Linked DNA regions of Mus musculus: region 2 is linked to region 1. Evidence: chromatin loops called from intact Hi-C (ENCODE). Cell type or tissue: gastrocnemius. All regions are shown on one strand. Links, peaks and the distances in the headings refer to the core of each region. The heading gives the core; the rest is flanking DNA. Region 1 has its middle 6.0 kb from the start of Gm38492. Region 2 has its middle 15 kb from the start of 6430628N08Rik.

Region 1 (2,909 bases), core at 230-2,729:
TGAGTGCTTCAGGGCCCCTAACATCCTAGATTTCCTCTGCAAGCACAGACAGGGAGCCCTCAGAAATTTCCCATAGACCTATCTATGCTCCGAGCTGTGAGCTTGCAATCAGCCTTTCTTTTCTAGGGTGTGCCTGTGACCAGGCCTCTAAATTCAGAGCTTCAGGTTTCTTATTGAGCACAGGTGTGGGGACATCCTCTAGTTGTCACACTTTCTCATCAAGGGCAGCCCTGCCCAGGAGCAAGAATAGCTGCCACTCAGGCTTTCAAGGTGCCAAGCACCCAGCAATGGGTTGTGGCTCTTAAAAGTAACTGGAAATTTCTACGTCAAGTCAATTTGCAAATGGTGACATTCCTAAAGAGGCTGGGATTACCAAGTGATAGCATCCAGTTTTGAAACTGGCCTGACAACAGAGACTTTAGCCCATGTCCCCGAGTCTCCTGGCCCTAGTCCATATACCCACAAGCCCACTAAGTCTTTCCAGTCAGCTGAGTCTAGATTCCCTTCGGTGAGGAGTGTAGTGGGGGTGGTGTCACAGGAAAGCAAGGTAGTTCTGGTCCAGCAGAGGTGGCCCCTGGAGTCCTGTTCCTGCTATCGCGTGGGCCTGTCGAGTCTCTGTCGAGTTTGTAGCCCCACCATGCCATTACCAGGCAGCCAGAGGGGGTGTCTGCACGCACCAACGCTGGGGTTCCTGAGGCCGCTTGCCTATTAGTTGCTGGTGGCTTCATGGTGATTTATTGGGGCTTCTTCATTTCCCCTTGGTCCGCTATAAACATATTTATACCACCAGAGTGACCGATAAATTTCCCTTATGAATCCCGTTATCTCCCCTATTAACCATCCGTCACCTTTTATGCGGCCACAATGGGCCAGGCCAGGGCACTGGGGCTGGGTGGGAGGCCTGCGGCCCACAACCCCTGAGCCCAGTGAACTCTTCACCTCCCCCACTGCTCATCAGGCAGGGCAGCTGCTGCTATTTCTGAACTGCCTTTAGGATGAGGACAGGCTGGACCAGGCTTGAGGAGAGATGAAGGTGACCTTGAAAGGTGGCTTTCTCTAGGATCTAAGGATGGGAAGTCCCTTTTAGGGTTAACTTGAGTCTTCTACTATGGCTCTGGCTTTGCCTCCTTCTAAGCATACAGCATCCTCACAAGCTGTCGCTGCTTTGCCTGTTTGCCTCATCCACAGCTCTCAGCCTTACTCCTAGCTGTAAGCGGAGACACAGTGTGATCGGAGGGATCCGATGCCAGCTGTCATTTGTTGAGCCTCCTCTGTGCCGGTCACTTTATATAAGGATGCCATGTGACCCTCCTCACGGCCTGAAGGCTAGGCATTTATAATCCCAGTTTCTAGGAGAGAGTAAGGAAACCACCCTCAGAGACATTCAGCAAGGAGCCTCGGATCACCTAGAAGAGCTGTGCTTTGGGGAAGGCTTTCTGTCCCTAACTCTGGTGTTTCCAGTCTGTAGACAGCCTCCTCACAAGCCTTGGAAGGGACGAAGGTGGGAAGGGGGGTGAGGGACGAGACTCGGTGGAGGGCCAGTGAAATGAAAAGGGCACTGTAGAATTAGGAGTCACCTCCTTTTCTTTCTAGTTGGGTACTACCTGTTAAGTGAATCTTGGTTTAAAAACCTTCCTGTGGCAGGGAAGAGAATCAACAGTATGTGAGCCAAGCAGTGGCCGAGTTGAGGAGGAGAAAAGAATGTATAGTGTTCTGGGCCTCGGGTGCTCCCCAGTGCTCCTTAGAGGATCACTGAAGGGTGCCTAATTATTTCTATGCCTAGTAACAGTATCTTGAGTGGTCTGGAGATGGCTGGGGTAGAGGGAATTAGGGGTCTTAGTATCCCAAGAAACAGATTCTCTCCTGACAAGAGGATGTAAGGAAGTCATTTTGGCTATACCTTTAACTGTCATGATCCATTTGTACTGTCTTCCTCACAATGATACCTAGTGGGCACAGAACCCATTCTGGGAGAAAGGAGTCCTGGGTTCAGTTTCTACTTTGTCCCCAACCCACTGTGGTGTCTGACCCTTTCTTGGCCTCACCCCTTAGAAAAGCTCTAGTTCAGACTCCAGGCCCCATGCTTTTCTACCCCGTGGGGATTGTCCCTCCTCAGACCAGAACTCCTGAAGTGGGCGGGGGACCGGCAGGGACAAGCAGGCCATTGCCAACCGGTGGCTCTCCTGCAGTTGTTAGCTGTGCTAGCAGTTGCTGCTTCCCCCTCTCCTTTCTCCTTCCCACACCGTTCCACCACCTGTGTGTCTGTCTGACTTTGTGCATGGCCAGGCATTAAACCCCAACAAGGCTGTCCTCCCTTGAAGAAAGTCAGGTCTTGAGCATACGTAAGGCGGCAATGTGCACATGCCCTCCCTCCTCCCTTCCCACCCCTCCCCCCTCTTGCTCTCCCACACTCACACACATACAGTCTCCCTCAGTCATTTTCAATGTCATAAATTTCCACGTCTCTCCTCCACACGGCTATTACCTGCGCCTCCGTCACCGGGCAGCGCTCTCGCTCCCAGATGGGCTAGGCCATCTCCGCTCTGCAAATGACTAAGGGAGAGAGAGAGGCAGGGAAGGAGGGAGAGGAAGGAACAGAGAGATTGAGAGAGAATGAAAGAATGTGGGTGAGCAGAGCCAGACTGAGTAGAAAGGGAGGGGGAAGGCCTCAGGGAGCAGTTGGTTCCTTGGTTCCTTTTCCCTCCTCCAAGAACTGAGGTCACTGCGTGTGGCCTGGGAGCTGCAGTCTGGAGGTGGTGTCAGTTGCCACTCTGCCCTCTGGTACAGTGGGCCTCACACAGCTCTTCCCCTTCATGCCCATTCCTCTAGGGTGCCAGCTTGCAGGGGTCGGTGGGAGGTAGGGCGCTGCTGCTTCCGAGGAGAGCTAGACTGAGAGGGATAAGAGCAAG
Region 2 (2,909 bases), core at 219-2,718, 71 kb after region 1:
AAATCCATGAGCAGGCCTTGGCTTGGGACAGGTCCTGGTTCAGAGTTAGTGTCCAGCCAATACCAAACTTGTTGAACTAAATCGGAATATCCATGTGAGGGACAATCAATGTCCAGGTCCCTGGTGAACTTGGCTCCTGTCTGGCCTTGTCCTGACTTTGCAATATGGCCTTGGGCAGGTCCTGATTCTTTCTGGGCCTCTGGTTCTTGGCTGCAGGTTGGATAGAGCCATCTCCACATGCCTCAGACAGGCTTAGTCTCCAAGTGTCTTGCTGAATCTTTTTTTCTTCTGTACAATGATCACCCCCAAATTCCTTCACTGTTCTATCTAGATCTCTGCCCAAGCCGGGTATAAACGTGGATATAAATGGGGCTTAGAGGTGCATATGTAGCAAAGTTCCAGTAGTGACTTGATAAAGCAGGTCAAAGGAGTCTCAAAGGATGGCACTTGAGGACAAATGAGTCTGTCTGTCCCTTCTCTAACCTGTTTCAGTAGGACAGAGGTCACATTACAGTCCCCATTTCTTTCTGAGAACATAGCATTATCCTAGCATAGGCTTTAGCTTTCTCTTTTCAGTCCTAACCATCACTTTTTAGTGTTTAGAGATGACACATCGGCCTGCAAGGTAATGGGAGTGAGCTAATAGTTAGTGGCCATCATTCTTCCACAGGCCAGATGCACGGGTAAGTCAGTGGTAAGCAGGATGGAGTCCCTGGTACTAATATGCTTTTGTACTGAAGAGGATTCCGACAGCAAGCAGATGAGCAATCAAATAGATACGTTCGGGTTGCGGGTTGAAGGTTATACGGACTCAGGAGATGGAGGCGTGAAGACTGAGTATGAATTCAGCCTGGGCTAAGTACTGAGACCTTGTTTCAAAGGGAACACAGACGATAAAGATATTAAAACAGTGCGTGGGTTCAGGGTTTAGCTCAAGAGACCAGCAGAATGACCGAACCCACAGTTAGAGATGAACAGACAGATCTACAGCCAGGTAAACAGACCGTGGGGAGAGAGGCTGGTCCAGGCCTGCAGGCAGGATGGAAGCTTCAGGGACAGAAAGAATGAAGAAGGGAGGCAGGATCTATTAAGCTGATGACTCCAGGCCTTAATCCTGTGCCAGGCCCATTCGGGCAGTGTATGTAGGGGGAGGGGAGCACCCCCCGCTGGGGTGTAATTTCACGCTGAAGGGCCTGATGGGGCATCCCATGGACTGATCCTTTCTGGATCAGAAAACCCACTTCCCTTTGTCGCATGCAGGGCGATTAGCGCCTTAACCCTTTGTAGGCTGGCTCAGGGCCAGTTCTGCCCCACCTTGCCTCCTGTCCCTGGGGACCTAGCCCAGAGTCCTTCTTTGCTCTCAGCCTATCCAACTCTTAGATCTGGCCCTGTATCTCTGTGTGTGTGAAGCTTCCTGAGTAGGGAAGGCCTAAGAAGACCAGGGAATAGATTCTAGAACAATTTCTGTCCACGTCCCTGTTCTCTGGCACCCTACTTCCTCTGACTGCTTTTACTGCCAGCAAAATGGCGACCCCATATGTGGGGTCCTCCTTTTATTACATTTTAATTTATTTAGTGTGTATGTGGGTGGGTGTGCGTGCATGCATGCCACAGTGCACACGTGGAGGCTAAAGGACAGTTTGTGAGAGTCTTTCCATCATGTAGACTTTGGGGATCAAACTAGGGGTGTCAGGCTTCGTGGCAAACCCCTTTACCCATGGCTCTGCCTCAGTGGCTCTGCAGGTGCGGCGCCTCTTATAGCTCAGTTCAGTCCACACTCCTCCAAGAAGTCTAAAGTCCAGTTTCCTCCCTTGCTTAACTCAAAGGCTGGAAACCCAAGGCCACACAGTCTTCCCATACCCCCTGCACTGGGGAACTCACTACCTCTCAGGCAATAAAGCCAGAATCCTCTACTCCCAATGAGTCTCACTGGGAGTGACCATTGACCCTTGAGGCCAATGAACACTCACAGGCCATGTGTCAGTACCATCCCAGAGATACCCCTGGCCAGTTCTTCTAATAGTGACATTCCAGGACTAAGTAGGCCATCATATCCAGCCCCCTGCATTTATGGTCTCCTTTGCTGATAACCTCCTCTTTGTGTCTCCATTCAAAGGCCCACCAGGAAGTGGTCTCACCTTTGGCTCTGAATGCCCTTGCACCTTTCCCAGGCTAACTTCAACATATCCAGGGGCCACTCCCCTGGCTTGGGGGAGAAGGGCAGGGACCAGACTTGGCCTCCTTTAAGCTCCCTGGGTCTCTAAAACCCCAGTCCCATTAAAAGAAAGCCCCTAAATGTTATTTACACTTCGGAGTCTTAAAAACCATTAACAAAAGCCACTTAATTCAATTATCGTCCCGGCTGGCTCGGTTCTCAGCACTGAGCACTGGCCTCCCCTTGCCACCCCTCCCCACACCCCCACTGTCATTGTGTCGGGCTAATGAGGTAAACTGAAGCGAGCCTGTCCCCCCTGACAGGTTTATGAGAATTTAATAAAGCGTGGCCGGGACCAAATGAGTTGCCTCAGCCTTGGAGAGCGCATTGTCTTCAGCGTCAGCGTTTTTTGACTCAAGCTGCCCCCTCCCCCGCCCCAGCTCTTGCCTGGCTCAGCCCCAACCCTCACCCTTAGTACCTCCCTAGGTAAACCCAAAGTCCTGTGTGCCTGGCAGAGGCTGGTGTGGCCCTGCAAGGGCAGAGCTCCCATGCTAGTCCCTGAGAAGGACAGAAAGTAAATCTATCAGTTGTCCCTGGGAAGTGTCCCTTTGTGGGCCTGTAATCCCTAGCACACATCAGACCCCAGAAACAGACCTGGGGGACTTCTGCTCATGTACTATAGCCCCTGCCAACCTGAGGCTAATTTGGGCAAGCCTCACTCTTTTCTCGCTTGTTTGAAGTGACCAGCCAAAGG

Evidence for each region. A loop is a pair of places that touch in the nucleus more often than their neighbours do. Peaks named below come from ENCODE experiments on the same cell type or tissue, not always from the same donor. Only the 100,000 strongest peaks of a DNase experiment are listed, where the experiment ranks them.
Region 2: it touches region 1 in a loop (5-fold over the local background); 33 of 42 quality-filtered maps call a loop at or near these places.

Annotation. Positions count from the first base shown.
Region 1 is chr4:115,975,529-115,978,437 of GRCm38, reverse strand. No RefSeq gene overlaps it. Among named protein-coding and RNA genes, the nearest start is that of Gm38492, 6.0 kb to the right of the region's middle. In gastrocnemius, for the core only: no CTCF peak of the experiment used is centred there; no DNase peak of the experiment used is centred there.
Region 2 is chr4:115,904,176-115,907,084 of GRCm38, reverse strand. No RefSeq gene overlaps it. Among named protein-coding and RNA genes, the nearest start is that of 6430628N08Rik, 15 kb to the right of the region's middle. In gastrocnemius, for the core only: no CTCF peak of the experiment used is centred there; DNase peaks (open chromatin) are centred at 1,184 and 2,692.